2 separate regions of the Homo sapiens genome follow, and region 2 is linked to region 1. Evidence: read pairs that join two places in POLR2A ChIA-PET (ENCODE). Cell type or tissue: HCT116. All regions are shown on one strand. Links, peaks and the distances in the headings refer to the core of each region. The heading gives the core; the rest is flanking DNA.

Evidence for each region. ChIA-PET counts read pairs that join two places held together with the same protein. Peaks named below come from ENCODE experiments on the same cell type or tissue, not always from the same donor. Only the 100,000 strongest peaks of a DNase experiment are listed, where the experiment ranks them.
Region 2: POLR2A ChIA-PET joins it to region 1 with 7 read pairs; 10 of 35 experiments call an interaction of 5 or more read pairs at or near these places.

The regions. Positions count from the first base shown.
Region 1 is chr1:27,120,399-27,125,029 of GRCh38, reverse strand. The region is part of intron 1 of SLC9A1 (solute carrier family 9 member A1); the gene reads left to right. Among named protein-coding and RNA genes, the nearest start is that of SLC9A1, 32 kb to the left of the region's middle. RefSeq lists an enhancer at 2,078-2,372. In HCT116, for the core only: no CTCF peak of the experiment used is centred there; a DNase peak (open chromatin) is centred at 2,180; H3K4me3 peaks cover 312 bases; H3K27ac peaks cover 1,044 bases.
Region 2 is chr1:27,285,545-27,288,769 of GRCh38, reverse strand. WDTC1 (WD and tetratricopeptide repeats 1) reads right to left here. Exons shown (of 16, transcript NM_001276252.2): 6 at 909-1,096. Among named protein-coding and RNA genes, the nearest start is that of TMEM222, 35 kb to the left of the region's middle. RefSeq lists an enhancer at 1,204-1,846. In HCT116, for the core only: no CTCF peak of the experiment used is centred there; no DNase peak of the experiment used is centred there.

The DNA of each region.
Region 1 (4,631 bases), core at 1,050-3,549:
TCCAAAATTTGGGGCCTGAGGAGCAGGTTTGGGGACGAGAAAATAAGAATTTCCTGTCAGGAGCACCCAGCTCCTGTGCATTTGCCATTCTGCAGTCCACCCCATGCACACCGTAACACACCAGCCTAAGGATGCTCATGCCCCCACCTCTGGGAAGGCCCCCCATCTTTTCTGCCCTACTCCAGGCTCTGTCCCCTGAGAGTCATTTTCTCTCACTGATCCTTTTCTGGCCCTTCTGAGAGGTCACTAAAATGTCCAAGTGGAGGATGGCTAACACCCCTTCTTCATCACTGCCCTCAGATGCTGTGAGGGCACACAATAGACCCCATAAAGCTGATAAAGCTACTAGGGATAGAAGGGGCCCCAGTTGCCTCCCAGAGGCTGCTGGTCTGTCTTCCCCACCCAGCCAGTGCCGCCTGTGTTTTGTTCTTCCTTTGCGGTCCCCCGCATTCCTTGTAGTGCTGAAAATAGGACACTGTGACTTGCTTTCTGCAGGGCAATTGTCCTGGAAATTGTAGAATTTCTTTTTGTGTTGCTTTCCTACTGGTACCTCTTTATATTCCACCTCTGTAGCCAAGTAGGATGAGATTTCAAGCAAGTTGAAGTTATATATAATGAATTTAACACATTGGTAAGCTTCTAAGCTAACTGACTTTCAACTGGAAGCAATACTAAGAACAACAGATATTTGGTATACTCAATTTTTTTTTTCTCTCAGATTTGCATTTTGCAAGCTCTACTGTACCCCCAGCAAAGAGGAAAGAAAAATCTAGCTCTCCCATGGCTCTAAAGTTTCTAGAAATGGAAGCTCTCTTACTGAGCCTCTGTTTCTTCCCCCACCTCTGCCCCACCCCAGGTGTGGGGCAAACTGGTACCTGGAGCACCTGATACCATCTGTAAGTCCTGACAGCAGTCTGGCAAGAGGCAAGGACAGGCCAGGGATAGAGATGGAGTGGGGAACGGAGCACCTGAGCTGGGGAGCCACACATCCGGGACACTGGGAAAGGAAAGGAGGGAGATGGTGGCTTGAAATACAAAATTAGCCGGGCGTGGCACACACCTGTAATCCCAGCTACTCAGGACGCTGAGGCAGGAGAATCGCTTGAACCCGGGAGGCGGAGGTTGCAGTGAGCCAAGATCGTGCCACTGCCCTCCAGCCTGGGTGACTGTGCGGGACTCCGTCTCAAAAAAAAAATTTTTTTTTAAAGCCCAATAAAAGGGCTGGGCGCGGTGGCTCACGCCTGTAATCCCAGCACTTTGGGACGCCAAGGCAGGTGGATCAGCTGAGGTCAGGAGTCCAAGACCAGCCTGGCCAGCATAGTGAAACCCCATCTCTACTAAAAACACAAAAATTAGCCAGGTGTGGTGGTGGGCACCTGTAATCCCAGCTACTCGGGAGGCTGAGGCAGGAGAATCACTTGAACCCAGGAGGCGGAGGTTGCAGTGAGCCAAGATTGTGCCATTGCACTCCAACACTCCAGCCTGGGTGACAGAGCGAGACTCTGTCTAAAAAAAAAAAAGCCCAATAAAAATAAAAAGTGGATAATAATTATACCTACTGCATTAGGGTTGTTGAGAGAATTAAATGAGATGCCTCAGTACTTAGTGCAGTCTCTGCCCCATAGAAGCAGTTGAAGCACAGCATGTGTGATTTACCATTCACACATAATTTTAAATAACCTATAGATACAGAAAAGTCTTCAAGAATATATACCAAACTTAACAGAAATTCGGTTGTGGGGGAGACTGGTATAGTTGGTAAAAGGGAAGGGGGAGAATCACTGTGAGATGATTTTCCTTATACTTAAACACTTATATGACTGTTAGAAAAAAATTTTAATGACCATAAGTTTTATTTAAAATCACCAAAGCAATATAATATATTTCCATTTTGAGAAAATCAAAAGAAACCAGTGTGTATCATATGGTCACCTACCAGACACCCAATCCAGCCATGAGAGTCTTTGGAGCTTGAGGTCCTACCCCTGCCCCAAGTAAAGCCGACCCCCTGAGCTGCCCCCCACCGCTTCCCCAGGTAACCCCCTCCCCAGGTAAGCACCCCACTGCCTGGCACCTCTCCCTTGCCAGGCACTGTTGGGCCTGTTGGAGCTCTGCCTCTTGTCAACACAACACGGGCTCTTTACTGCCGGTCCCAGTCCCTGTCCCTCCCTCTCCCCTGTGAGTCATCCTCTGCTTCACTGCATGGGGACTCTTGATCCAGTGCCTTTCCTGCAGGGGGAGGGGCAATCTGCTGGAGTGAAATTTATTCAACAAATGTTTATGCAGAGCTTGGATGATTGGGAAGGTCAGGCTGGTTACCAAGAGGTGCTGCCCCAGCTTGGAGTGGTATAGGGGTTACAGAAATGGGTCCTTGAGACCCAGGGAGAAGGCTGGTGGTGGTAGAACCAGGCTGCAGGCTAGGATGGGGCATTCAGGGCCAGGCTGAAGGTCAGGGGACCCTCTGAGGCCTGCTCTGTTGGCTCAGGCTCCTTGACTCAGTTCCTTCCTTGATCTGCCCGGGTCAGGCCTGTGTGCCAGCATCTCCTGCACTGTTCACTCTCATTTCCAGGCTGGCTGCAGGCTTCAGGATCCTCAAAAGGCTTTTGAGGTCCCCTCTCTTTTCATTTGTTCACACTCTTCCCCCTTTAGTCACCCACCTTTGAGACCAAACTCTAGTCCTACATCCTTCAGGAAGTGTTCATCATTCCCTTAACCCGTGTTTTCTGAGCATCACTTTTTGGGGGTCCAGAGCTGTGTGCTGGGATGCCAGGCTGGCTGAGGCACCGAACACAGCTCCTCAGTTTGGAGGGGCACCTGACTCAGCCTGGGGAGGGCGGGGGTGTGGCTCCAGGAAGGCTTCCCAGAGGAGGTGACACCTGCACTGGGGTTTTTTGTTTGTTCGTTTTTGTATTTTTGAGATGGAGTCTCACTCTGTCGCCCAGGCTGGAGTGCAGTGGCGCGATCTTGGCTCACTGCAACCTGCGCCTGCAGGTTCAAGCAATTCTTATGCCTCACTCTCCTGAGTAGCTAGGACTATAGGCGCACACTCAGCTAATTTTTTGTATTTTTAGTAGAGATGGATTTTCACCATGTTGGCCAGGCTAATCTCGAACTCCTGACCTCAGGTGATCCACCCACCTCGGCCTCCCAAAGTGCTGGGATTATAGGTGTGAGCCACTGCGCCCGGCCCTCCACTGAGTTTTGAAAGGTGGGTAGAAGTTCCAGGTGAGGAAGAGTTTCCTGCTGTTTGCTTAGAGGTGGGATTTGGGGACTTCTGGTCACTGGAGTCAAGGAGTTGATGTAGATGGGACAGGTGAGAGGAGAAAGGAAGGAGAGAGGGAGAGGCTATGCATTGTGAGGGATTTGTAACCCAGTGCCAGGGTTGCTGAGGCTGTGATCCTCTATCACAACATGCCTGCCTCCGGAACAGCCTCTCTTGCCAGGTCTCTAAGGCAGTTGCTGCTGGCTCAATCGCTGCTTATTACTCCAGGGGCCGCCCAGGCCCCCCAGCCTGCCTGACCTCTCTTTTCTCAGTCGTTTCAGTGCACAAGGTGCTCCTGTGTCTAGTCCCTGTTCTCACTTGTTTACAGACAAGAAAATGGAGGTTATTCCATGGTATAGTGATTTACGCAAAGCTCATGGTTACTAAAGGGCAGAGTGGGGTCTGGACCTGGGGTTTTGGCCTCCTTGCACGGTCTTCTCTTTTCCATGACTCAGATAGTCCAGTGTATGCTGCTTGTGTTTTCTGACAGCTTTTTACCTGCTTTCCCATCCAGACCTGATGTTCCCAGAGGGTGAGACCCTTTCTCTCCAACATAGTAGGACCCCCTGAAATGTGGATTGAAACAAGCAAGAAATAGAAGTGCTGTTTGGAAGAATGATGGGGAAAAACACAGAGAGAGACTGATTGCCCGGGTATGGGGAAGGATGCTTGCCCAGGTACTTGGAACAGATTTATTTATGGCTGTTTTTGTGGGGGAGGCATATTTATTGCAGACTTGAATTCTCTTCCTGGTGATCCTGACAAGCTGTTTTCTTTGAAGCAGCATGGCCCAAAGAACTAGCAGTTCAGAGAACTGGGTTCTAATAATGACCCTGCCACTTCCCAGCTAGGTAGCCTTGGACAAGTTACCTCTCTGAACCTGGATTTCTTCATCTGTCAAATTGGGGGTCAGGATGTGAGATGAAATGAGAGGGGGTGTGTATAAGCCCCCTGCACAGAGCCTTGCATCAGATTCTCCAAGTGTCCAGTGTTTGTCTCCTGGGTGCTGGAGAGTTTATCTTTTTTTTTTGAAATGGAATTTTGCTCTATTGCCCAGGCTGGAGTGCCATGGTGTGATCTCGGCTCACTGCAACCTCTGCCTAACAGGTTCAAGTGATTCTCCTGCCTCAGCCTCCTGAGTAGCTGTGATTAGAGGCGCCTGCCACCACACCTGGCTAATTTTTGTATTTTTCGTAGAGACGAGGTTTCGCCATGTTGGTCACTGTGGTCTAGAACTCCTGACCTCAGGTGATCCACCCGCCTCGGCCTCCCAAAGTGATGGGATTACAGACGTGAGCTGCCACCCCCAGCTGGCTGCTACATTTTAAAAAAAGTATTATTTGGCCAGGTGCGGTGGCTCACGCCTGTA
Region 2 (3,225 bases), core at 726-3,225, 160 kb before region 1:
TGCCGTGTCTGTGTAGAAAGAAGTAGACATGGGAGACTTTTCATTTTGTTCTGTACTAAGAAAAATTCTTCTGCCTTGGGATCCTGTTGATCTGTGACCTTACCCCCAACCCTGTGCTCTCTGAAACATGTGCTGTGTCCACTCAGGGTTAAATGGATTAAGGGCGGTGCAAGATGTGCTTTGTTAAACAGATGCTTGAAGGCAGCATGCTCATTAAGAGTCATCACCACTCCCTAATCTCAAGTACCCAGGGACACAAACACTGCAGAGGGCCGCAGGGTCCTCTGCCTAGGAAAACCAGAGACCTTTGTTCACTTGTTAATCTGCTGACCTTCCCTCCACTATTGTCATATGACCCTGCCAAATCCCCCTCTGCGAGAAACACCCAAGAATGATCAATAAAAAAAAAAATAAATAAATAAAAATTAATTAATTAATAAAAATAACTACAGGTGGCAATTAGAGTTACAGAGGATATAATTGTTAAAACAAGCATAACGTCTGTCTACTTTAGACAGGATGGTCAGAGAAGGTGCTTCTGAAGAGGTAACTGAAGCTGATCTCCTTAGGATAAGAAAGAGTCCGACATGGGAAGAGCTGGGGACAGAGAATCTCAAGTAGAGGAAAGAGTAACGTGAATGCCCAGAGGCAGTAGAGACCCTGGACACCTGAGGTGGTGAGAAAAAGCTTGTGGGCCTAGAGGTAGTACAAAGGAGGGCAAAGAGGGAGGAAGGTGAGGGCGGAGTAAGCAAATGTTCCCAGTGGAGTTTGTACACAGACAACTGCCCTGGGCAGACAAAGGAGGTTGGACCTCTGCTGGAGGGAAAGAGCTAGGTCTGTAGAAGGAAACACTATAGGATGATGGGATGGGGGAGCGACAGGCTCCACTAGATGCCCCAGACTCTTACCGGATAAGCCCATCCTCAGCAGCACTCCAGAATGTGTTGGGCCACATGGGCGCTGTGGCGATGCGCTTCACCCGGTTTGTGTGGTCTCCAAACATGTGGATGGTCTCCTTTACTGTCAGGTCGTGCACATGCACCTTAGAGTCGGCTGCCCCCGTGATCAAGATGCGGTCCCCAGCGTGAGGCAGGAACTATATAGGAGAAATGGAGGAAGGGGTGGGTGGTAAGAGTAGAAATGGCCACGGAAGGAGGCTAGCCTGGATGTCTGCACCCTTTTCTCTCTCCATGTCAGATAAGAGAATGAGCCCATGCAGGCTGGGCGCGGTGGCTCATGCCTGTAATCCCAGCTGCTCAGCAGGCTGAGGCAGGAAAATCCCTTGAACCCAGGAGGCAGAGGCTGCAGGAAGCCAGAGGCTGCAGTGAGCCGAGATTGTGCCACTGCACTCCAGCCTGGGCAACAGAGCGAGACTGTCTCAAAAACAACAACAACAACAAAAAACAAAACAAACCCTTGAGGTTCAGCAGTAATATACAGCAAGATTGTGTTCAAGCCCAAGTCTGTCTGACTCCCACATGCCCTACTTGCCTCATTATGACTACTTAGTAACCTAGAGATTAAGTAATAAATTAGTCCTGAAGTGAAAAAGACTTTGAGTGTTTAAGGGAATGGGTGTGTGTGGGTTTTTTTTGTTTTTTTTTTTTGAGACAGCGTCTCGCTCTGTCACCCAGGCTGGAGTGCAGTGGTGCAATCTCGGCTCACTGCAACTTCCACCTCCCGGGTTCAAGCGATTCTCCTGTGTCAGCCTCCTGAGTAGCTGGGATTACAGGTGTGCACCACCACGCCCAGCTAATTTTTGTATTTTTAGTAGAGACAGGGTTTCACCATGTTGGCCAGGCTGGTCTCGAACTCCTGACCTCAGGTGATCCACCTGCCTTGGCCTCCCAAAGTGCTGGGATTGTAGGCATGAGCCAGAATGCCCTGTTGGGAGTGAGTGTTTTAAATTAGTTTGACTGCTTCTGAAAAACAATCTGGTAATAGTAACAAAGATTAAAAACAATTTCTAGTTTTTGACTCAAAACTTCCACTTCCAAGAAATAATCCAGGCCAGGCGTGGTGGCTCATGCCTATAATCCCAGCACTTTGGGAGGCTGAGGCGGGCAGATCACAAGGTCAGGAGATCCAGACCATCCTGGCTAACACGGTGAAACCCCGTCTCTACTAAAAATATAAAAAAATTAGCCGGGCGTGCGCCTGTAGTCCCAGCTACTCGGGAGGCTGAGGCAGGAGGATGGTGTGAACCCAGGAGGCAGAGCTTGCAGTGAGCTGAGATCACGCCACTGCACTCCAGCCTGGGCAACAGAGCGAGACTCCATCTCAAAAAAAAAAAAAAAAAAAAGGAAATAATCCAAAAAGAAAAAAGGGACCTGGTCAGAAATGCTTGGATGCCTCTTATAATAGCAAATATTGGAAACAGCTCAAATGTTGGACAATAGGGAAGGGCTGAGCATCAAGAGGATACATCTCTATGCAGTATTTATTAAAAAAAAAAACAAAAAAAACCGGCCAGGTGCCGTGGCTCACACCTGTAATCCCAACACTTTGGGGGGCCGAGGTAGGCGGATTACCTGAGGTCAGGAGTTTGAGACCACCCTGGCCAACATGGTGAAACCCCGTCTTTACTACAAAAAAAATTAGCCGGATGTGGTGGTGTGCACCTGTAATCCCAGCTGCTCGGAAGGTTGAAGCAGGAGAATCACTTGAAGCCGGGAGGTGGAGGTTGCAGTGAGCTGAGATGGCATCACTGCACTCCAGCATGGGTGACAGAGCAAACAAGACTCCATCTCAAAAAAAAAAAAAAAAAAAAAAACCACCATCCTGATAAAGGCAAGAACAAAATACTCCAGATGACATCTGATAAGAAAAAAACAGCTGCAACCATAGCTTCAAATAATGAAAAAAGAAAGTATGCAGTTCTGGGCTGGGCGCTGTGGCTCGCACCTGTAATCCCAGCACTTTGGGAGGCGGAGGCAGGTGGATCACCTGAGGTCGGGAATTCAAGATCAGCCTTACCAACATGGAGAAACCCTGTCTCTACTAAAAATACAAAAAATTAGCCGGGTGTGGTGGTGTATGCCTGTAGTCCCAGCTACTCGGGAGGCTGAGGCAGCGGTGAGCCGAGATCTTGCCACTGTACTCCAGCCTGGGCAACAAGAGCGAGACTCTGTCTCAAAAAAAAAAAAAGAAAAGAAACAAGAAAGAAAGTATGTAGTTCTATCACATAACTTTGAGGATAAAAAATATTTGGGAGTGGTGTTGAAT